3 separate regions of the Homo sapiens genome follow, and regions 1 and 3 are each linked to region 2. The links are chromatin loops, found by intact Hi-C in ENCODE. Cell type or tissue: PC-9. All regions are shown on one strand. Region 1 overlaps ABTB2 (ankyrin repeat and BTB domain containing 2). Region 2 overlaps ABTB2 (ankyrin repeat and BTB domain containing 2). Region 3 overlaps ABTB2 (ankyrin repeat and BTB domain containing 2).

Region 1 (8,000 bases), 81 kb after region 2:
CCTGTTCTACAAATAAGGCAGTAAAGGCACGGCAAGTTCCAATGACTGCCTGAGGTTTTGGCTAGTGGCAGAGCAGGAATCAAACCCAGGCCCTCTGATTCCACGCTGCTGCAGTGGATGATCTGGGAAATGTCAGCCGTCCTGTCCCCATCCCTAGCATCCACTAAGAGGAGAGAGTGGGTTCTCAGACTGATGGCATCTTCTGCTTCGTGTTCCTCATTCCAGGAGCTCTGAGGTAGTTATTTTTCTACTGTGAGCATCTGAACTTATTTACTTGACTTCTTAAATATGTACAAGAAAAACATCAGGCCAGACACAGTGGCTCAAGCCTGTAATCCCAACACTTTGATAATCCAAGAGAACCCAAGACAGGTGGATCACTTTGAGCCCAAGAGTTCAAGACCAGCCTGGGCAACATGGAGAAAACCTGTTTCTCCAAAAAAAATTAAAAAGTTAGCCGAGCATGGTGGCTGGCGCCTATAGTCCCAGCTACTCAGGAGGCTGAGGCTGGAGAATCACTTCAGCCCGGGAAGCAGAGGTTGTAGTGAGCCGAGATCAAGCCACTGCACTCCAGCCTGGGCAACAGAGCCAGACCCTGTCTAAAAAAGAAATCTTAAAATAGGGAGCATGTTTTACATACATTTGTGCATTATTTATAATAAAAATTGAAGAGGAGTGAACTCTCATTTTCTTAGCATTTACAGTGTATCTGAAGAATGTGCTTAAGAGATCCTTGGGGAGGTACCCCAAAAAACCCCCGTGTGCAAGGCAATTTAATAAGGGAAGTCTCCAATGTCCTCCTGGAAAGCATAAGAACACTGATACTTCCTTCTCAGATAGCACCTGGTTGGCCAAGTCCTTGTGTAACAAACATAAACGAAATCCACACCAAAAACTGGAGATGATGCACTTTCCCCCACTAGGGTGATTCCTTTTCAAACCTTCAACTCACCCACTGGAGAAGAAACTCAGGTTGCAAGTGAAATCTTACCATTCAAAGTCTAGGATTTTTTTTGTTTCAAATATTGCCTTTTCTCTGTGTTACAAGTATTTTCAAACATGCAGACATGTATTCAGGGCCCAGGTTTAGGGTTTCTCAACTACGGGGATGGAAATGTGGGATGGGGGCAGGGAGTGATGCCGTCAGGATGGGGAAGAGGCCAGGGTTGGGGTCCAGGAAAGAGAATGCCAGGGACCTTCAGAAAGTCAGCAAGACTGAGCCCCAGTGGGGTGTTCCTGGCCAGTTGAGTCTGTCCCTGTCTGCCGTGGTGACCCAGGTTTCTCCATGGAATTCCACCAGCATTGGCTTGCTCTTCTGAGGGCTGCCGCCTCTCGAGCACCCAGAATTTGAATGCCTGGCCTCAGCTACAGAGTACTTGGCCGTCGTGACACATGGCTGGCAGCATCCGACGTGCACGTCTGCTGCTGCCAATAAAGAGAATTGTTTCTTTCTCTGAACAGAGTCCATTTACATTGAGAGAATTTTCCTCTCCTACCTCCACCAGCACTTCCTCCCCGCCCCGCCCCTCCCTCCCCTACCACCCCACAAAAAGGAAAAAGCTTTTGGGGAATTTGTTTTTAGTGGGCTCACTCAAAAGGAGCTTTATGTTTATTTTCTGAGTGGCCTCTGGACTGTTGTGTCCATTTATCATACCTCCCCCGCCTCTCCCTCCCCTCCCACCCACTGGCCCCCATCTCTCCTCTACTCTGAAAACCTAAACTTCATCAAACTGTTCCTAACGACTACCACATGTCTACAGAGGGCACAGGGGGTGGGGGAGGGGGATCTGGGAAATGAAGAAACCCTCCAAGGAGCACAGTAGCGTATTAAAATTCAATGGCTTAGTCATCAGAGTTTTCAGCCCAAGCACCGAAGAAAAATAAATGAATGTTCTGTAACAGTCTTGTGGATCTCGGAGGAAGGGGGTGGCAGGGGAGGGAGAGGAGAGGAGATGTTGTGGTTTTTAGATAGAGGAGTTCATGCTGTAGAGAACAATTAAGGCCTTTGCTCAGAAATAACAAGACACACTACTGTTTTCCTGCTTGCTGGAGGAGTGCATAGTGTCAGGGCTGGCAGGGATTGGTCTGATCGGCCAGCTCTGCTCACGGATGAGGAAACTAAGGCCCAGGCCAGGGATGTGACTTCTTTAGAGTCATATAAGTAGAGGCCAGGTGCAGTGGCTTATGCCTGTAATCCCAGCACTTCGGGAGGCTGAGGCAGGAAGATTGCTTGAGCCCAGGAGTTCAAGGCCAGACTGGGCAATATAGTGAGACCCCATACTTCCGAAAAAAATGTAACAATTTGCTAGGCATGGTGGCATGTGCCTGGAGTCCCAGCTACTTGAGAGGCTGAGGTGGAAGGATTGCTTGAGTGCAGGAGTTTGAGGTTACGATGAGCTATGATCGCACCACTGCACTCCAGCCTGGGTGACAGAGTGAGACCCTGTCTCTAAATAAGTAGATAAATAAATAACAAAAATGAATTCGTGGTAGAGATGGAACTGGATCCCCTCAATCATTCTTTCCTCCCAACTCAGGCAGATCTGCTTGGAGTTTCTGATGGTGTTTTATTCTGTTTTTTGAGATGGAGTTTTGCTCTTTTCTCCCAGGCTGGAATGCAGTGGCGTGATCTTGGCTCACTGCAACCTCTGCCTCCAGGGTTCAAGCGATTCTCCTGCCTCAGCCTCCCGAGTAGCTGGGGTTACAGGCACCTGCCACCATGCCCAGCTAATTTTTGTATTTTTAGCAGAGACAGGGTTTCACCATGTTGGCCAGGCTGGTCTCGAACTCCTGACCTCAGATGATCCACCCACCTCGGCCTCCTAAATTGTTGGGTTTACAGGCATGAGCCACCGTGCCCGGCTTTTTTTTTTTTTTTTTTTTTTTTTTCTTGAGACAGAGTTTTGCTCTTGTTGCCCAGGCTGGAGTGCAATGGCATGATCTCGGCTCACCGCAACCTCCACCTCCCGGGTTCAAGCGATTCTCGTCTCAGCCTCCCAAGTAGCTGGGATTACAGGCATGTACCGCCACGCCTGGCTAATTTTGTATTTTTAGTAGAGATGAGGTTTCTCCATGTTGATCAGACTGGTCTGAAACTCCCAGCCTCAGGTGATTTGCCCACCTTGGCCTCCCAAAGTGCTGGGATTACAGGCATGAGCCACCACGCCCAGCCAATTCTGATGGGTTTTAAGAGCATCAGCTCTTGGGCTGAGAACTGCCATGGTGTCCGCAAGGTACTCACCCCATTGAGGGTAGCTGCTTCAGTGACATTGCACCAATGCTGGTGGGCCTTTCTCCACCCATCCTCTCCCCCAGCTAGGCCGGTGAAAGGGCCTGGGTGTTTGTGAGTTGTCTTATATGCTCAGGCTTCAAGGACTCAACCTGCCTCTGGAACTTGTTGCTTCGGTTCTATTTTTCCTTGTATCCCTGCATCTTCCTTAGGAAGGATAGACCAGATTGCCCTTTCCTTTGCTTTTTTCAAATGAAGCGACTGAGTCACGAGGAAGTGAGAGGACTTGGTAAAATCCTGAGTTGATAGTGAAAGAAATGGTTCTGCAATGCACATCTCCCCTTTCCCTGTCCTCCATGCTGATTCAGATCCCTCATTTTGGTGACCAAGGACATTGAATAGGAGAGATATTGTGAAATCTTTGAGCTCAAAGTTTTAGAGGAGAATGAAGCCAAGCCCCTGTTCCGAGGATGAGGAAGTGGGGTCGGGATGAGGAGGGGTCTGGCCAGGGCCAGCAGGCATTACAGGCTCGGGCCAGCAGAAATGTGGCATTCACCCTGGACTAGCTGTGGGACACGCTTCGAACAGTTTAATGTCCCAGGAGGGATTGAAGTGTGGCCAGTCCATGCCACCCACCACTGGTCCCAGAACAGGGAGAGCATTGTAGTTGACTATTATATTGGCTTTGAGTCTCCGTTTGGGCTTCTTTGATCAGCTTGGGAGAAAACTGAAAGAAAAAGGTAGACAAAGTAACCACCCAACTCAGCTAAATTGCTGGCAGCAAAAAGTCAAAGAAAATCAGATTTTCTGAGCAAGTTTGAAAGGTCTCCCTCGAGTAGCTGGGCAAATTCCCATGGATCTGGGCCATGAAGCAACATTTCCAAAGGCATTGGTCTGCTCTTGCTTCCTCTGTGTTATGGCAGAAACACTGGCTGTATCCAGACCTCTGACCGTTCTTCCTGTCCACAGCACAGAGACACATCGCCATGTGCCTGATGTGCTGCCATTGAATCCTAGGGATGGTGTGAATTGAAGAGCCCATCTCACAGAGGAAGAAACTGAGGCCGAGAGAGCTAGGGAAACCCTGCTTTGAACTCTCGGCCTCGAGACTGCTCACTATACTCCCTATTCAGGGCTTCCCTCCAAGCTGCTTCTAGAAGATCAGATGTGTTTGGAGACTCTCCTGATGGCCCTAAAACTCTCGCCCTTTTTCTCCTGCTGGAGAAGCCTAGTAAGAAGGCCTGTGTTACTTCCCTTAGAGAAAACATTGGGAAACTTACCCTGGAAGACCACTGATCTCACAGAGCAAAGCCAGCCAAACGTCAGACTCCATAAAGACGTCAGCATGTTAAGGAGAACCGTCTGGGCCTGCAGTACTCACACACACCAGCCTTGTTAGCAGATGGGTTTATGTTCTCCCTCCCGTGCCACAAATTGCAACCTCCATGGCAGATACCAGTGGGGGACTGGGGTCGGGCCTGAGGACAGTGTCTTGCGCATGCCTGATGTGTGTCGTGTGTCACTTTGTGGGCTAGGAGATAGGGCTCCTGGGGGTAGGTCAGCCCATTCATCCTTGTTTCCCTACTGTGCCTAGAATTGAGCTCTGTCCCCAGAGGGTGCCTACAACATGCCTAGGGAATGAGTCCCTGGGCTGGTAATGGAAACTCTTAACCCACTGCTGCACCTGGCTGGCTTCCCAGCCTCTGCAAGAATGAGTCAGCCACCTGCAGGAGAGCCTCAGGGAAGAGCCTAGCACTTCCAATCCAGATAAGCTTTGGCTACCTGGGCCTGTGACAAGTGACAATAAAAGGAAAGCCTGAGCAGACCTGTGTTTATAAGCATGAGGGAGGGGTCTGCACTCAGGTGTGCTAATTAAAAGCTGAGAACCTGCAAAAGAACTTATGTTTAAACCACACCTCCTCTCTCCATCCACCCTGCCTTATCCTGCTGGTTGCTTTTGTTGCAATAAAAAGCCGATTTTATTTCCCCCACAGAGCCTTTGTTAATGAATTTCTAACCAGAACCTAAAGTTAGGGAATGTGAAGGGGGAGTGTGGCCCTCATGCAAGCGCATGCACACATATGGACTCTCACACGTAAGACCAAACACTCCATGGCTCCTCTCTGTGTCCCCCCAACCCCCACCAAAAGCAGCATTTCTTGAGAGATGGACCCTTAACCTCAGTGTATCCAAGGCCCAAAGGACCTAATGAAAACCAGAGCTACCACCAAAGCATTTCTGATGCTAAACCGGCCTCCGGAGTCCTTTAGCATCAGGGCCCTGGGCTGTGAGTGAGCTCAGTTCAAAACAAATCTGGGGCCCATTATCTCCCTGGCCTGATTTCGTCTCCTGTGGCTGCCCTATTAGACCTTTCCTGGCATGATGACATGTTTTGCCGGGTCCTTCTCCTTTGTCCAATTTCCAGGGCAGTGTTTAGGCAGCTCAAAGTAGAGCGCAGTGCTGGGTACTGACCTCCTGGGCACCTGAGGGTTTGCAGGTGACAATCGCCCACAAGAGGTGGCAGGAAGTAGGATGGTGTTGACCTGGCAAGCTCTGGTGGAAGCCCTTGAGAAAACAGTATTGCATTATTGTCACTGTTAATAATGGCCCTTTATTTGAGCTTTGCTAGGACAATGCTCTAAACAAAGCTGAGAGGAAGAAACAGTCCCTGCTGTGGGGCCTTGTAATTTATCAAGGCTAATGGAGGAAGAAAAATCCACTGGGGAAAGATTGTGGGGGTGGGCTGGCGATAGATTTGATTGTTGCTGGAGGTGTAATTGGACGATACCCACAGCCTAGCTATGCATCCCTATTTGCTTTGTTGCAACAGGACTGTGTTTCTAGCCCCTCCTTTGTCTTGTCTAGTTCCGCTGGATCTGAGTCCCTTGAAGGCAGATTGAGGTCTAAGTCCTGGATCTGATGTAGCAGCATGACCTCAAGCGGGTTCCTTTACATCTGAGCCTTAGGTTTCCTCGTCTGCAGGGGAGGTACCCAGATTGGAAATCATGAGAGTCCAAGCCCCTTAAATTGCTAAAGGAATACTAGCTGCCAAAAACAGATGACAAAAGTATTGAGGAAAGAGGACTTGCTAGAAGTGTCTTTGCATTTCTTAGAGGATCCAAATCCCAAGGTTGGACCTAACTGAGGCCACCATTTACTGAGAGTGCAAGCATCAAACCTGTTGCATCTCTGGACATCATTTATTTCTCTATCAAAGAACTGTTGCAAGAATGGTTGCCTCCCACCTTTTCCACACAAGGATGTGAGTCGGTGTTGTTTTCTTGTTGGGTGCTGGACTCACTGTACCAGGGGTATGGTGGCATTTCAGGGCTGGAAGGCCTCTATGAAAACCAGCACCCCACCCTGCCAAGTTGGAGGTCCTGCTGTCCTCCAGAAATGCTGGCAGCCACAAGCTGCAGCTGTGTTGCAACAAGTCTGATTTAATTTGGGGGGTGGTACAGAGATAGCACTGTGATGTTTTTTAAAAGCCAGAAGAATACAGCTTATTCACCAAACTGTGAAACTGGCTATGCCTTGGGTGGGGGAAGCCAGAGGAAAATGTGTGATAGCGTTTTTTAAAAGAGTAAAAATGGTGATAATTATAAATTTACTATAATGCCCATTATTGCATGAGATCTAAGTGGATTAACTCATTATAGCTAAGTCAGCATCAGGTTTTCTTAAGGCCTCTTCCCTTCTGGGGTTTATAATTCTGTTCTTATCTTTCTATTAATTTATAAGGTGGGAAGCCAATCATTGTCTTTTGTAATCCTTGTTATCACCCCCTTGTTTCCTCAGAAGTAAAAATCAGGCAAAAAAAAAAAAAGTACTTTTTTATATAATGCAATTGGAGTAAACCTGAAAATGTTGGTAAATAGGAGGATTTCTATAAGTTAAATTTTCTTTCAAATGTATGAAAAAAACAGACTACCTTGTAGAATCCCATTGTAAATAGTTTTGTCAAGCAAGGATGTGTCCATATATTTGTCTTTGTGGTAAGCCTGGATCTTTCCTGTCCACAGCTGTGACACTGTGTACTCAAGCTGATACATCAGTCACTCTAGCAGCATTTCTGTTTTTTATATTAACTTATATCCTTTCTCTATAAAATTTTCTAGGTTATTAAACCTAGGTGAGCGTGATTGAGAGAGATGTGAAAGTGCCTTACAAAGTGTCTTTTTTTGGGGGGGGCAGGCGGGGAGATGGAGTCTTGCTCTGTTGCCTAGGCTGGAGTGCAGTGGTACAATCTCTGCTCACTACAACCTCTGCCTCCCAAGTTCAAGCGATTCTTCCACCTCAGCTTCCCAGGTAGCTGGGATTACAGGCACCCACCAGCACACCCAGCTAATTCTTTGTACTTTTAGTAGAGACAAGGTTTCACCATGTTGGCCATGCTGGCCTCAGGTGAGCCACCACACCCAGCCTTAGAAAGTGTCATTTAGATGGGAGAAAGCTATACACCCCACAGGACAAGGACGTGTGGCTGTACAGTAGGGTGGAAGAAAGCCTGGAATGGAAATGGAGTCTCAGTTTGCCCTCAGCTCTGCCCTCACCTTTTGCATGACCCTGGGCAGGACACTTAGTCTCCATGGGCTTCCATATTCACATCTGTAAAATGAGGGGTACCGATTGGATGCTTTAAGAAAACCTGTGAGATAAGCGTTTCAGAATTCTTCCAATGGTGCTATCCCAGACCAAATGTCCATTTAAGAAAAACTATTAATCCCTTATCAATACAATTTATCCTTTGAAGGAGGTAGCTGTGTGTTTC
Region 2 (8,000 bases):
TCTCCTGTGGATATTGGACCCTGCTTGTGGCAGCCGCCAAATCCTCAGCCACAGATCATAGCAGGTGTTTTGTGTTTTGCTGGCCTGTCATGTAAACACACTTTGTGGTCTTCCTGCTTGTTTTAAAAAAGGCCTAAGTGCTTTTGCAGCTTTGGTTGTGTGCTTGGAGCTGCATGCAGGATTGGGAGGAGATACATAAGGAACACAGCCCAAGTACTCCTGAGGAATGCCATGCCGGCATCATTAATCAACTGCTCACTGAGTGCCAGCTACATCCAAGGCAATGGAGACAGATTAGCAAGGGACAAGAATCTTGACTGTTTTGAGTTTAGAAGTGTTTAGAATCTAGTAGGGAAAGCAAAGCATATATACAGATAGTTACAAAGAAGTTTATAGTGACCACCTTCAAACAAAGAGGGGAGCAATGGCGATAGACTCCACTGTCTAGTCTTCATTGCTGGTTCCCCATTGCGGGTGCTTTTCAGGAGCTGTTTCATTTAATCCTCCCAGCTCCTCTGGAAGGTAGATATAACTTCCATCCCATAGTTGGGGACCTTAAAGCTTCTGGTGATTAGAAAGCTTAAAGGGAAGAGATGACTCCTGGCTGTCTGGGTGGAAGGAAGTCAGGGTTTCTTTGTGGAGGATGTGGCAGGTGTGCCAGTGATTTGGGCAGGTAGAGCTGCGACTGCGGAGATGGGAGGGGATGCAGAGCCCCCAGAGGCTTCCAGGCAGAGGGAACAGTGTGAGCAAAGACCTGGAAGCCAACGCATATGTGTTGGAGAACAGCAAGTTCTCCTGTTTGGGTGGAAGGTTCAGATACATGACAAGCAGGAACAGTGGAGATAACACAGGAAAAAGGAAAGCTTTCCCACATCTTTTATCCAGATGTTAAGAAGCCTGCCAGAGTACAGGATGAGAGTTTTCCAAAACTTATTTTCATAATTCAGAAATTGAGTGTGTCTTCTCCCTAGCTCATCTTAACCATGGCCCCAGACCTCCAATTACTCCTCTTGGTGATTGAAAGCTTGACCTCAAAAATGCACCCGTCTGCTGTCCTAGCAGTAAAAGCATTAAAAGAAGACCTTAACTGAGCAAACTTGGGTTGTGAGGGGTTGAAGAACAAGGCTTCTATCAACCCTTCTTTTCTTGTTGAATTTGGCTCTGACTTTGCATTTCTTCCGTGGCCCTGAATGTAGCATTACAGGCCAAAGCAATCCCAGTACAGAATGAAGGTCAAGACTGGCAAATGTGTTAAACGAGGCCATTGGATCGACTCTTGCCAAAGCAGGATTCTTAATCGTGGAGCATAAAACAGGGTGAGAGAAGATGGTCCCAGAACTTTTTTTTTTCGGTGTTAAGTCCGACTGATGTATACGATATTCGACTTCCAGTTTAGGGTTTATTATTTTGGACAATAAAAGCTCAATTCTCAGAGATGCTGACATTTTAATTCTTAGTTAATGTGTTTCCAGAGCATTGATAATAAAGATTTCAAGCATATTAAATGCTTAATATTGTGGAACCACCTTATAGCTAATTGTCTTCTGAATTGGAGTCCCTAAGGTGCAGCTGAATTCTGCTGATAATAATAAAATGTGATAGGTCATCAATGGCTTAGCTAATAACTCAGGTGTCGGTCTTTTTCCGGACTCCAGTGTTATGAAGGGAAGGAATTTTCTTGTCACTTGACAAAGATAAACTTCATGAACATATTGCAAAAATACATACACAGTCATTTGTAGTTAGTGACTTGAGGCCCACAGTTTCCTTTCTTTCTTTATTTTTATTATTATTTTTTTGACACAAAGTCTCACTCTGTCACCCAGGTTGGAGTGCAGTGCTGCGATCTCAGCTCACTGCAGCCTCCTCCTTCCAGGTTCAAGCAATTCTTCTGCCTCAGCCTCTCAGTTAGCTGAGATTATAGGCAGGCACCACCACACCTGGCTAATTTTCATATTTTTAGTAGAGACAGGGTTTCACCATGTTGGCCAGGCTGGTCTCGAACTCCTGACCTCAAGCGATCTGCCCGCCGTGGCCTCCCAAAGTGCTGGGATTACAGGCATGAGCCACCATGCCCGGCCCATGGTTTGCTTTCTAAAAGTAAGCTGAGGAGAGTCAGGCCCATGATGGAAAAATTAAACAAGAAAACTAAACTTGGAAGCCTGGACATACAAGGTTAGAGTTGAGGAGACATTAAACTGGACCTCAAAGAGGTTGAAATGGGCCTCTCAGTGCACGAAAACCCTCCCTACAGTTGAGGCCAAGCTTTTATTGAAACCTTTACAACTTTTTTTAGTCTGTACATTTTAAAATATGAAAATTAGTATTTGCTGTGAGGAGAGCTATTAATAAACACAAGCCTGAGGCTCACACACCAAGTGGGTGTACGTGCACAAGCATCCGGAACAATCCAGTACAGAGCTATGAGGATTTGGATCCAGAAAATTCTGGGGTGGAGCTTGCCCCGTCTGTGACCTGGCATGAATCATTCCATCTCTTGGATCTCTGTTTCCTTATCTGTGGTGTGGAGAGGTCAGACTAGATTCCCCAAGGGCTTTTCTGTCTCTGATAGTGTTTCTAGACCCCACATGGACACTGTGCAGTCATTTTCCTAAGGTCGAGCGCTGTAATTAGTATCCTTGGGAAAGAAACACCCAGGATGGTGCTGGACGAGCTCTTTGAAGACCTGGCTTGGTAATAGGGCTGGACACTGTCTTTTTAATATTAAGATTAATTGTGATTACTGTACTCAGGGTTTTCCTGTGCCCCTTTCCCCAGAAAGATGAGTGCTACATGCTTTTGGCCGACCTCATGCTTCAGTGCTTGACAGCTGCATCCAGGTCCTGGCAGGCCGGCACTGTGGTGAGATCCAGCTCCGAGGTGACTTCATATAGCATGTGCTTGAAGCCCGCCTACCCAGACTTGGATATTTATAGCAGGGGAGCAGCTAGAAAAAAAAAATTAAATATGCTACACCCTTCTTTATACGATGTGGGACAGAGACAGGCATTGTGAGGAATTTCAAAGGCAGAGCTGTATAATCCAGCAGGATATTTTTAAATGCTGTTTGTTGCCATTGGCAGGGCCGGTGTTTCAAAGAGGAGGGAAAATGAGAGTAACTGAGGATGACAGGCTGCCAGGAATGCTGAAGGCCGAGACATGGAGCTCCATGCTCCGAGGTATACAGGCTCTGAACCCTGATGTACTTCACAGTCACATAGCTTGAATAGGGCTTGGGCAGGTCAGTATGAGAGGCTGGGGAAATGGGGTGGCTTGCCTGTTTCTCTTCCCCAACCGGCCCATCTACCCGTCAAATCCCAAGTTGAAAATTGATGAAATCTTCTGGAGAGGCAGAACATATGGCAAAAAAAGAGTTGCTTTTGTGAAAGCCAGGGACCTGGTTGTTTCTTCTTCAGCCCATCTCAGCAGCCGGGTAATTAAAGTTGTACATGGGGACACAATTTGGAAGCAAGTTGCTTGCAGCTGTTCTTCTGGACTTAATCCACTTGAGTACCAGCTGGGCAGGCCAGGACTATGCTGGGACCCAATTCAGTAGCAGGTGAGAAGGCCTCAGGGGTAGGGCTGCCTCTGAGAAGGCATCGCAATGTCCCCCACCTGTCCAGTGGGTGCTTGTAAAGTATTCTAAGTAGTGTTTTCTACCACACTGGTCTTTGAGGAGACAAATGATGATGGCGGGGGTGGGGAGTCTGAGGACTGTGTAGGGGAGAGGCCAGGAGTTCTGTTTGGGTTACATCCGTTTGTTCACCCAACAAATATTTATTGAGGACTGTGTGCTGGGCACTGTTCCAGGAGCTGGTGATGCAACAAATGAATAAAAGGGGCCTGAAGGAGGGCAGGGTGCAGGCCCTGTGGATAATGAGGCAGAGTGAGGGGAATCACCTGAGGCCAGCCTGGCTGGAGAAGACAGCTCTAGGCAGAGGGAATAGCAAGCATTCCTGGTGGGTTCAAGGAGCCACCAAGGAGAAGCTCCTTCCGTGCGGCTGGGGCGAGTGTAGCAGGAGATGTGGTTGGAGAGGAAATGGTGGGGTGGTTAGTGGGGTAGGCCATTGGGTAATAATTCATTGGCTTTTAGTTCTGAGTAAGCTGAAAAGCATTGGAGGGACTCAAGCACAGAGTGACTTGATCTGATTTGTATTTCCACAAGGTCACTCTCTCTATTGTGTTGGAAATTGACTTTAGTATCAAGTGTGGACGCAGCGGGACCAGCCACTGGCACTTGCCAACAGCTTGGATGTGTGAGGTATGAGAGAGGAATCAAGGATGACACCAAGTTGCTATGGTCTGAGCCCTGGAAGGAGGGAGTGGCCATTGACTGAAGTGGGGAAAGCTGTGTATGGAAGAAGCAGGACTGCACCAAAGATCCTAGTGCGGTTTTAGTTGTCTGTCTCAAATCACATACAGATATCAAATAGGTTGGGCCGGGCACAGTGACTCACACCTGTAATCCTAGCACCTTAGGAGGCTGAGGCAGGTGGATGGCTTGAGTCCAGGAGTTCGAGATCAGACCGGGCAACACGGTGAAACCCCGTTTCTACAAAAAAATACAAAAACTAGCCAGGTATAATGGTGCACATCTGTGGCCCCAGCTACTTGGGAGGCTGAGGTGAGAGGATTGCTTGAGCCCAGGAGGCAGAGGTTGCAGTAAGCCGGTATCACACCACTGCATGCACTCCAGCCTGGGCAACAGAGTGAGACCCTGTCTCCGAAAAACAAATAGGAAGTTGGCTGGGAGACAGGCCACCTTGAACTTCATTAGTCATATGATGGATTGAAATATTGCCCTTCTTTGCCCTTCCAGAGGGTGGGCTCAGTATAGCAGGGCTGCATAGAGACTCAGACAATAGAGATTTAATTTTCAGTCTTACGATCTTTGGCTGATGGCCATAAAAGCCCCTGAATTTTGCTTTCCAGCTTCTTTGTAGGCAGCCAGCAGCCTTTAATAAAGATCATCAACTCTGTTGTTTCCTGTCATTAAAATGGGGGCTGTTTAATTAGTCCAATTGTTCTGTGGATCATTGTGACTTTGCGTCTGTGTCCTTCAATTCTGGGAAAGCAAGACTCCATTTTTCAGGCAGCTTTGGATTCCTGGAGGTCAAGTGTGGGTCTGAAATTTGGCCGGAAAAAGAACGCTCTTAGGTGGCTTGAGAAGGCATGGGGCCTGGAGTGGTGTCCGAATGGTTTGGGAGTATCCAACCGCCTGTTGGATGCTTTGACCTCGGCTGCTCAGGAGGGGCAGGGTGCAAAGCCTGGCTAAGAGATGGGGTCTGAAGGAGTTGTCACTGTCTGATTGCCAGCTAGATAGCTGAGGTCTCTGCCCTCAGTTTTCCTCTTCTGTTAAATGGGGTTGCCATAGTTCCTAGCTGATAGGGTTGTTGTTTCAGTGGTTTTCAATCCTAGATTCACGTTAGTATTATCTGGATAGCTTAAAAATAAAAGTGTCAGCCAGGCATGGTGGCTCAAGCCTGTAATCCCAACGCTTTGGGAGGCCAAGGCAGGCAGATCACCTGAGGCCAGGAGTTCGAGACCAGCCTGGCCAACTTGGTGAAACCCTGTCTCTACTAAAAATACAGAAATGAGGCGGTGTGGTGGCAGGCGCCTGTAATCCCAGCTACTCGGGAGACTGAGACAGGAGAACTACCTGACCCTGGGAGGCAGAGGTTGCAGTGAGCGCAGATCACACCACCACACTCCAGCCTGAGCAACAGAGCGAGACTCTGTCTCAAAAGAAAAAAAGTGTGTGTATGTGTGTGTGTGTCTGTCTGTCTGTCTTAAGGCCCTACCTCCAGATATTCTGAAATAAATGGTCTGGCATGGGGCCCAGACCATGTGGGTAGCATTCCTGGGAGAGCCTGGTATGTAGTGAGGATGCAGACATTAACTATTATTAGTGGTAAAAGCATCCTTGTTCTGGAGTATGTCTTTTCGCCCCACCTAGGATGGTGACTTTCCTTCATTTCACAGCCACAGCAGCTTTGGCTAACTCATCTAGAGGGATCACCAAAGAACACTCAAGAGAAGCTTGAACTGTTAGGTTTACATGGAAAGGGCATGGCTAGATCTAAAATGGGAGCAACATATTAGCCCAGAGTGCTGGCGCACACCTGTAATCCCAGCTACTCGGGAGGCTGAGGCAGCAGGATTGCTTGAACTCAGGATGCGGAGGTTGCAGTGAGCCAAGATCGCACCACTGCCCTCCAGCCTGGGTGACAGAGTGAGACTCCATCTCAAAAAATGAATGAATGAATGAACGAATAAATAAATAAATAAATAAATAAATAAATAAATAAATAAATGAAATGGGAGTGACACCATAAGATGTTATTTGCCCCACTGGTAAATGAAGTGAATACTGTGATTCCCATCTTTAAGATGAAGAAACAAAGTCACAGAGAGGTTTGGTAGCTTGCTCACGGTCATGCAGGTAATAAGTGGTGGTCCAGGCAGTCTTACCCCTGATTCTCTACTCTTCAACCATGTGTGTTCCCTCCCCAGCCAGAGAAGCCAAGAGACTGAATTCTCAACTCTGATACCCAGCACAGACCTACCGTGGGTCAAACTTTTACGAAGCACCAGACCCCGGCCCATGTGCTTCACATGTATTATATCATGTGATTCTTACCATCATATATACTCTTACTCCCATTTTGCTGCTGAAAAACAAGCTCAGAGAAGTTCAGGTGACATAGCTAGTCAATGACACAGCCGGGCTCTTTGAGCTCTGAAGTCCTCATTTGCCCTGTGGCCTCCTGTCCTCAGGAGTGGCCTGGGTGGGGACGAAGCACATGCAGTGATTTCCTGAGCAAAGAAATGAATGGGTTGGCCCAAGAGGACAAGAGGAACTGAAGCAAGGCCAAAGCATCCCTCACTGCATCTCAACAACTGAGCCACTGGGGGCCTGAAAATAGTAACATTGCCCAGTAGGGTGGCCAGCCAGCTGCGCCTGAGAACTGTGGGGTAGGTATTTGTTTCTCTGCGTGTTTAAAGATAATACCGTATGAAGCACATTGTTTCTCTTCTGTTAGTGTGAATGAAATTGCCTCTGAAAGGTTGTGTGTATTGGTTGCTTAAAATAGCTCAAGAGGAAGAATGTTTGGAAGCTGTTAGCTCCTTGAGTCTATTTCCTTGATTTATGATACCTTGGAGAGTGTGGGACCTCTTCTTGTTTACCCTTCTGGCTTTTTCTTTCTACCGTGTTTGAGTCCTTGTGTCATCATAAGCCAAAGGCATTTGTCACCAGAAAATGTGGCAACCTTTCCTAAGTAATTTAATGGGGGACCCTTTACACGTTTAATCTTTTTCCTTAAAGGGAGGAAAATGGGGAGAGGTCATTTGTTTTGGAAATGGCCATTTCTCTCTTCCAGCTGAAAACGTTCCAAGATCAGAGCAATGGCATTTGCTTGGGAGTAAGAAAAATTTGTTTTATTTTTCCGTTCACACTGAGGCCTGGCCTGGGAACTCATGAGTTTTTGTAGAACTTCCATCTTGTGGTGCCCAGGAGACCTGACAAGCTGTGAGTGAGAGGAGCCACAGAGCTGCTCTGTTCAATACGGCAGCCACTTGCCACAGGTGTATATTTAAATGTATTCAAATTCGATAAGGTTAAAAAAAACCATTTCCTCAGTCATGCAAGTCACATTTCTTGTGCTCCCTCGTCATATGTGGCTAGTGGCTACCATATTGGACAATGCAGATATAGAACATTTCCATCATCGCAGACAGTTCTGTGCAACAATACAGCCATTAGAGTGGGTCAGTGGTGGGTCGCTTGGGGCCAGCTTTCTGGGTTTTCACAGGTCTAAAAATTTCAACCATTCCCCAGCTTCTCAGAAGCCCTCTGTTTGCAGAAACAAGAAGATTCATGGAAATGGAGATTAAGGCCATTGGTTCTTGTGGCTCTAACCTCTGGACCCTTGACACAAGGTCGGGTTTTATCATTTCCAAGCTGCGTGGCCTCAGGCAAGTCACTTAGCCCCTCTCAA
Region 3 (8,000 bases), 110 kb after region 2:
TGGGGTTTCACCATGTCAGGCTGGTCTCAAACTCCAGACCTCAGGTGATCTGCCCACCTTGGCCTCCCAAAGTGCTGGGATTACAGAAGTGAGCCTGGCCTTTAGTGGGTTCTTACTGAAGCCAGCCTGAACTGGGAAATGTCCAGATTTATACAAATAATGATTCAGAAAATGAGACTACCCTTTAAGAAGACCATATTCTGATCATAATCATAAATCTGGCAAATTCATTTATGGAGATAACAGGAAAACAATTTGAAATCAGAATATCCAGGAAAGGCCAGGCGCAGTGGCTCACGCCTGAAATCCGAGCACTTTGGGAGGCTGAGGCAGGAGAATCACTTGAACCTGGGAGGTGGAGGTTGCAGTGAGCTGAGATGGCGCCACTGCCCAGCCTGGGCAATAGAGCGAGACTCGGTCTAAAAAAAAAAAAAAAAAAAAAAAGAATATCCAGGAAAATCACGAGGACACAGCCGTGGTAATCAGTATGAAAGCATGAAAGCCCCCAGTATGGAATGTTTACTGTGTATCTATTGCATATTTAATCTTCATAACAACCTGATAGAGGTGGGTACTGTGGGCTCCATTTTACAGATGAGAAAACCTCAACACACACAGAGGGGTTCGGTAACTTGTCCAAGATGATCCAGAGGTACATATTCTGTCCCCAAAGCCCCTACTCTTGGCCACGACTCCATAAAATACTTCTAAACAGCTTGCTTCCCTTGTACAGTTTAAATGATTTTGTCTTTTTGCATACATTCAACTTTCTCATAAACTTGAGGTTCACCAAGGAGAGAATTATTTCCCCCACAGATAATAGCTGCCAAAATAGAGTCCGAATCCCTGAGGGTTCCCAGATGGCTGGGCACACCCAAGCTGCAGAGGCTGTCTGGAATGATTAGGGCAGAGGAAGGTGCTAATCTATCTAGGAGCGAGCAGCTTTGCGGCTGATGCGATTTCGTTTATCTACCCTCCTCGGTTCTTTGTCTCTTTATCCTCCTGTCTCCCTCCTGGCCTGGCTAACAGGCCTGATGTATCGGCATCTCAATCACTTCTGCTTCCCCAGGAGATCAAGGCCTGGCCTTGGGCCCTGAGGCCTCCCGGAGTAAATCAGTGGATTGAGGGGAGGGGGTGCCGGGGAGGCATCAAAAGAGAATGGGGTCCTCTGGCTTCAAGCTACCTAAAATCTGCTGCTTAAAATGCTGCTGTTAGGGAAAACTGGCGGCACAGAGTCCTTCTCCAGCCCTAGAAATAACCTCTCTGAAACCTGTCGAGTGACCCACCCCAAATTAGAAAGAATTTTTTGTCTTAAAAGGCACATTAAAGAGAGTCCTGTGTTTTCTGCCCTGTGCCTTCTGGAGGTAGAAGACAAGTGTGAATTCTCTACCCTTCTACAACAAGAGCAAAGGAAGAAGAAAATTTCCATATTTTCTCAGCTATTTCAAAACACATTTTTTTACCTTTCATATGAAGTGACTGTTCCAAATGACCTCTTCTTTCCAGGGAAAAAACTCTATTTTAATACTTTTTCTCCCCTCCTCTTTCTCCAGCCCTGTCTCTTTTTTCTATTTTTAATCTCCCTCTGCCAACAAGAATATCCACGGACTTCCCACCTGGCCTTTACCCTTCTCTTCCTTGCAGGGGTGTACCCACCAGCCTGCACCCGATGTCCACGATGTCTGTCCACCCCAGAACCCAGCAGCATCTCTCCCCGTCTGGCGCTCAGCCTGCTTCTGAGTGTGGGCAGCAGGGAAGCTAGGCGCTGTGCTTGCCCAGACCACACAGCTGTCTCTGTTTAGGGCTTTGCTGCCTGAAAGTTTGTTTCAAGGAGGAACAGGCTCTGCTCTGCCTTCTCAGCTTGGTCTCCTTACCTGGGGCACAAAGAGTGTTCACTTAGCTAGCGCTGACCTCCTGCAGCTAATTAATGCCTCTAGCATGGATCAGAAAAAGCTCTGCAAAGTGCAATTAGCGATGGATCACTTGTTGCTACTTCATAGGAGTGGTGTCAGCAGTATTCATGGCTTGTGGCTTAAAAGCCAGAAGGAGATCCCCAATCAGGTCCTGGATGGCTCTGATAGGCAAATCCTCTTAGGAAGGTGGGATCACAGGCACCAATTCCTTTTGACCTCCCCCGCTCCCCTTCCTGTGGGGCTTATTGAACAGAGGCTAATTCATTCAGTATTGGAGATGTAGCAGTTTATTGTGGGGTTCAAGATCCTTGTCATCTCTGAGGATAACAGAGAGAGCCCTTTTATTGAACTCTTGCTATGTGTCAGGCATTGGGTTTAGTGCTTTATGCGATATGTTCATAACCACTACAGAGAAGAAACCATATCCGCTTTACAGATGAAGAAACTGAGGTCTAGAGGTTAAGTACTTACCCCGGGTCATGGTCAGATATTTGGCTGATGGCATTCATTTCTTTTCTAGAAATGTCTTGAGCATCTATGTGGCTGACATTTTTCAGGCAATCCCTGCTATGCAGAGCTTGCATTTTAGAGGGAGTAGGGGCACCAGATACTGAGCAAGTAAGCAAATTAATAAACACAATAATCTCGGCCGGGCACGGTGGCTCACGCCTGTAATCCCAGCACTTTGGGTGGCTAAGGCAGGCGGATCACAAGGTCAGGAGATCGAGACCATCCTGGCTAACACGGTGAAACCCCATCTCTACTAAAAATACAAAAAAAAAATTAGCCAGGCGCCGTGGCGGGCGCCTATAGTCCTAGCTACTTGGGAGGCTGAGGCAGGAGAATGGCGTGAACCCAGGAGGCAGAGCTTGCAGTGAGCCAAGATAGCGCCACTGCACTCCAGCCTGGGCGAAGGAGCGAGACTCTGTCTCAAAAATAAATAAATAAATAAATAAAATAAACACAATAATCTCTGTATAAGTGCTTCAGGGAAACTAAAAGGGCCCTCTTCTGTGGCAGAACTGGGATTCCCAGTCTCTGAGGTTAAGCAGGAGCAGGTAGCATTACCCTGTAAGCTGGGAGTCGCAATAGGCAATTAGTTACCTGACTGTCCCAGGGCTTGGCACTGCCTGGTAGCCCTGCCTTTTCATAAGGAAAAGATTCCGCACAAAGCACTTTACCTAGGTTTTGTGAGAGGCGGAGCCAGAGCTGGCATCCGAGGTGTTCTCACAATGCTGGACTTTGAGGCACAGGAGAGAATTGCATTTCTCCTCTGAGCAGTGGAACCAGCCCTGGTGCCTCCCTTGCCCAGCCTCACCCTGGGACCCTGGGTGTGAGTAGTTAGTCTTGTTATCAGTGAGAGTAACCCAGGAATCTCCCTGATGGGGAAATCCCAGGTAATTTACTGTGTCTCTGATATTCCGGTTACAGCCTCTGCTCTAGAAAGGCCAGGGAGGGGAGAATCTAAAAGTTCTCCATTTCTCGCTTGAGATGGCATCCCCCCATGCTTTCCTTAGGCCTCCTTGAGTAAGGTGTCTGCAAATAGCTTCTCAGCATGACTTCACCCGGAAGCTCATCTGAGTGACTCACAGCCTGCTTTAGGCACCTCCTCCAGGGAGACGCTCTTACCCTTGCCCCCACCCCAACAGGGGAGGGGAGGGGAGAAGGGAAACCCCCTAACTGAGCCACGGAGAAGGCCTTGCCAGAGCACTGTGGAAAATACCTGCAGCCCAGCTTGGCCCTGCTTCAGGTGCCCTGGGATGTATGGTTTCTCTAGTCTTCTGAGAGGGATCAAGCTGACAATTCAAATTTGAGGGAGCGATGACCCTGGAAACTGTGTAGGTCTTAAAAAGAAATATATATCCAAACACACTGACCTGAAAAGATGTCCACAAAATACAGGATTCAGCATTAGGTGAAAAATAATTTCATTATGTTCCTGTTTCTCAAATTCGGTTTGTGATTTTAAAAAATTGATAGGTTAGTACATGTATTTGTACATGTACTATTTGTACTAAAAGCCTATTTGAAGAAAAATTATAATATATTAATAATAGTTATCTCTGGGAGGTAGTATTAAAAGAAACTTTATTCATTATTCCTTTCTGATTTTTAAAAAATAATCATAATTACCTTTATAATAAAAAAAAAAAAGGTGGGCCAGGTACAGTGGTTCATGCCTATAATCCCAGCACTTTGCAAGGCCAAGGCAGATTGCTTGAGCCCAGGATTTCAAGACCAGCCTGAGCAACATGGTGAGACCTTGTCTCTACAAAACATTTTTAGAAACTTAGCTGGGTGTGGTGGTGTACCCCTGTGGTCCCAGCTAATTGGGAGGCTGAGGCAGGAGGATTGCTTGAGCCCAGGAGTTTAACGCTGCAGTGACCTGGGAGGCGGAGGCTGCAGTGAGCCAAGGTCACACCACTGCACTTCAGCCTGGGCAACAAGGAGGCTCTGTCTCAAAAAAAAAAAAAGCTGCAGTGAGCCATGATCATGCCATTTCCCTTCTGCCTGGGTAATAGAGCAAGACCCTGTCTCAAAAAGAAAGGGTTGTTTTTTTGTTTTGCTTTGTCTTCAAAAAAATAAAAAGAAAAATCCTCATGCACCAAGCCCAGGTGTCCTAATTGTGTCCTCATTATTAAATGCCTAACTTCCCGTGGTGGACTGTTAGCAGGAAGCGACTGGGATGGACTTAACATTCACTTAGCAAACAGCTACCTCCCTAGCCACTGGAGGACCAAACCACTATGACAGGGTGTCTCCCTTCAGTGGCTCCCAGCATGATGGAGGGGGTAGTATATGTTTTGCGGGGCATTTGGGGTTTTGGGGGGAGGTTAGGGGGTTTTTTGAGACAGAGTCTCCTTCTGTCACCCAGGCTGGAGTGCAGTGGTGTGATTATGGCTCACTGCAGCCCTGACCTCACAGGCTCAAGAGATCCTCCCACCTCAGCTTCCCAAGAAGCTGGGACCATTACGCCTGGCTAATTTTATTTATTATTATGTATTTTTTTTTAAGAGACAGAGTCCCACTATGTTGCCCAAACTGGTCTCAGTGATCCTCCCACCTTGGTCTCCCAAAGTTCTGAGATTACAAGTGGGAGCCACCATGCCCCCTGACCAACCACCACCCTGCACCCAAGGCCAAGGGCTCGATAAATACTTTGCAAACAAATGGATATGTAAATGAGTAGATACTAAGTGGTCTGTGAGAGAAGGCTACAGATTGTGGTGGGGCTTCAGAAGGTCTCGAGAGGTCCCTTGCTGGGGATTAGGTTAGGCCTCGTGATGGTGCTTCTGGGATATTCCTTTTCTCTAGGATTTAAATGTCTCATTTAAGAACAATTTTTTTTTTTTTTTTTGAGACAGAGTCTCCCTCTATTGCCCAGGCTGGAGTGCAGTGGCGCGATCTCAGCTCACTGCAGCCTCCGCTTCCCAGGTTCAAGTGCTTCTCATGCCTCTGCCTCCCAAGTAGCTGGCGCTACAGGCGTGCACCACTATGCCCTGCTAATTTTTTGTATTTTTAGTAGAGATGGGGTTTCACCATGTTGGCCAGGCTGGTCTTGAACTCCTGACCTCAAATGATCCACCCACCTAGGCCTCCCCAAGTGCTGGGATTACAGGCATGAGCCACCACTCCCAGCATAAGAACAATTTTAGATTTACATGAAAGTCGCAAGAGTATTACAGAAAGTTTCCAGATACCCCACACCGTTTCCCCTATTAACATTATTAACTAAAGTTCATACTTCTTTAGGATTTCCTTAGTTTTTACCTAATGTCCTTTTTCTGTCTCAGGAACCCATGCCATATTTAGTTGTTATATGTCCTTAGATTCTTCTTGGCTGTGACAAGACTTTCTTTGTTCTTGGTGAGCTTGACAGTTTAGAGGAGAGCTGATCAGATATTTTACAGAATATCTTTCAGTCTAAAGTTTTTCTCATGACTAGTGTGGGGTTATAGGGTTTTTTGCGGGGAAGTCCACAGAGGTAAAGTGTCATACTCATCATATCAAGAATACACACTATCGGCCGGGTGCGGGGCTCACCCCATCTCTACTAAAAATACAAAAAATTAGCTGGGCATGGTGGCATGCGCCTGTAATCCCAGCTACTTGGGAGGCTGAGGCAGGAGAATCGCTTGAACCCAGGAGGCGGAGTTTGCAGTGAACTGAGATTGCGCCATTGCACTCCAGCCTGGGCGACTGAGTGAAACTTCGTCTCAGGAGAAAAAAACAAGAATAAGAAGAATACACACTATCAACATGACTTGTCACTGATGATGTTAACCTTGACCACCCGATAATGTTTGTCTGGTTTCTCTACTGTCAAGTATTATTCCCCACTCCCGCCCCTCAGGCCACGTCCACTCTGTAGTCTTTAGAGTGAAGTCACTGTGTGCATTCCATAGCTAAGGGATGGGAAGTTATGCTCTACCTCCTGGGGGAGGGTGGTATCTATTAATGCATAGATTAATTGGAAGATTGATTGGTTTATTCTCCCCTAGTTATTTTTTCAATCAGTAAGCATGCATATATGGGTATTTATTTTATACTTTGGGTCATTATGCAATATTGTGTTATTTATTTTGTTATGCAAATTGTTCCGGCTTTGCCCGTTGAGAGCGCTTTCGGTTGGCTCCCATCTCATCATTTTAGGATTCTTTGAGCACTCTTACTTTCTGGTACCACAAGATGCTCCAAGCTCATTTTCTGTTTTCCATGCCCTGTTCCTAAAATCAGTCAATTTCTCGAAGGAGCTCTGGTTCCTTTTATTGAAGAATGCTATTAGAATCTAGGATCTGCTGTGTGCGGTGGCTCATGCCTGTAACCCCAGCACTTTGGGAGGCCAAGGCGGGAGGATTGCCTGAAGCCAGGAGTTCAAGACCAGCATAGGCAACAAAGTAAGACCCTGTCTCTACAAAAAAGAAAAAGAAAAAGAGAAACCAGAATCTGGGCACTGGATATACTCCTTGCTACTGGAGTGTCTGGGACATTCCTTTTGAAAGAAGGTTTTCGGAAACTAGGTAAAGAATTTGCAGATCATACTGAGATTTCATGATGGAAATAAGAGGAAAAGGACTGGAAGAGGCACTGTAAGCCTCTTGTCATATCAACAACTTCAGGCAGACACCATGGAAGGTCCTGTGGCATCTGTCTGGTGGGAGGGTATTATAAACAGTCAAATAAATGACCACAGATGCTTTAGGAAGGGGCCATCAGCATTTAGGGACTGTAAGGGGGCAACTCTCCCCATCGTCAACTTACCAGAGCCTTCCCCGTCCATGTCCTTGTTCCAGGTACCATTTTTGAGTCCATCCTGTGTTCCAGGCACTGCCCTAGGTTCTCACTCAACCCTCAGGGCTCCCCGAAAGTTATTTTAGGTATTGTTGGCCCCGTCTTACTGCAGAAAGGCTGAGGACTTGTCTGGGTAAGTGACTAACCCCTCATTCAAACCCAGGTACAACCCTCAAATTCTCCCTCACTGAGCTGACTGCCACTTAACGTGGTTTGGGAACTTCTTAGCTTCAAAATGCAACACTCCCCCTTTGATAGAGATGTGGATGTTAGTGCAGGCAAGGACTATGGTGTCACCAAGGTCACCGGTCCCCCTGCTCTGATCACAGCAGTCATCACAGGGAACTGTAAAGAGGTAGGGTGTGTTTGCGCATGCATATGCGAGTGCTGAGTGCGTGTGCCACCTCCCACCTACAGGCTTCCCAGGAGCTTCAACAGAGAACCCTTGCCCATTGCCTGGCAGGTAGCTGTATCCGACTAGGGGCCCTGCTGTTGAGAACTGAACAACAGTGAGCTTCAGAAGAGAGGAACGTGAACATATCTAGAAAAGCCATAGGAAAGTGGCTGGCAAAACTGAAACCAGTGGCAAGAACTGGGTAGACATTTAAAGGCCCGTTCCAAAGATAGCTAATGCCATAAGAAAATGCTGTTTGGTGTAATAAGTGAAATGAAACAACACTGTAGGTTTAAAAATATATGAACAATATTTAACAAGTATCAATACTTCTCTCTAAGTGATGGGATTATGGGTGATTTTTATTTTCTACCTTGCATTTGACTGTATTTTTTATATTT

The links. A loop is a pair of places that touch in the nucleus more often than their neighbours do. Peaks named below come from ENCODE experiments on the same cell type or tissue, not always from the same donor. Only the 100,000 strongest peaks of a DNase experiment are listed, where the experiment ranks them.
Region 1: it touches region 2 in a loop (4-fold over the local background); 56 of 110 quality-filtered maps call a loop at or near these places.
Region 3: it touches region 2 in a loop (6-fold over the local background); 17 of 110 quality-filtered maps call a loop at or near these places.

The regions. Positions count from the first base shown.
Region 1 is chr11:34,260,551-34,268,550 of GRCh38, reverse strand. All of the region lies in intron 1 of ABTB2 (ankyrin repeat and BTB domain containing 2), which reads left to right. Among named protein-coding and RNA genes, the nearest start is that of ABTB2, 93 kb to the left of the region's middle. In PC-9, no CTCF peak of the experiment used is centred here; DNase peaks (open chromatin) are centred at 1,890 and 4,970; H3K27ac peaks cover 3,857 bases.
Region 2 is chr11:34,341,235-34,349,234 of GRCh38, reverse strand. All of the region lies in intron 1 of ABTB2 (ankyrin repeat and BTB domain containing 2), which reads left to right. Among named protein-coding and RNA genes, the nearest start is that of ABTB2, 13 kb to the left of the region's middle. In PC-9, no CTCF peak of the experiment used is centred here; DNase peaks (open chromatin) are centred at 2,534, 4,164, 5,854 and 7,164; H3K4me3 peaks cover 1,470 bases; H3K27ac peaks cover 5,750 bases.
Region 3 is chr11:34,229,721-34,237,720 of GRCh38, reverse strand. The region is part of intron 1 of ABTB2 (ankyrin repeat and BTB domain containing 2); the gene reads left to right. Among named protein-coding and RNA genes, the nearest start is that of ABTB2, 120 kb to the left of the region's middle. RefSeq lists enhancers at 3,190-3,519, 3,196-3,720. In PC-9, no CTCF peak of the experiment used is centred here; a DNase peak (open chromatin) is centred at 3,450; H3K4me3 peaks cover 474 bases; H3K27ac peaks cover 2,880 bases.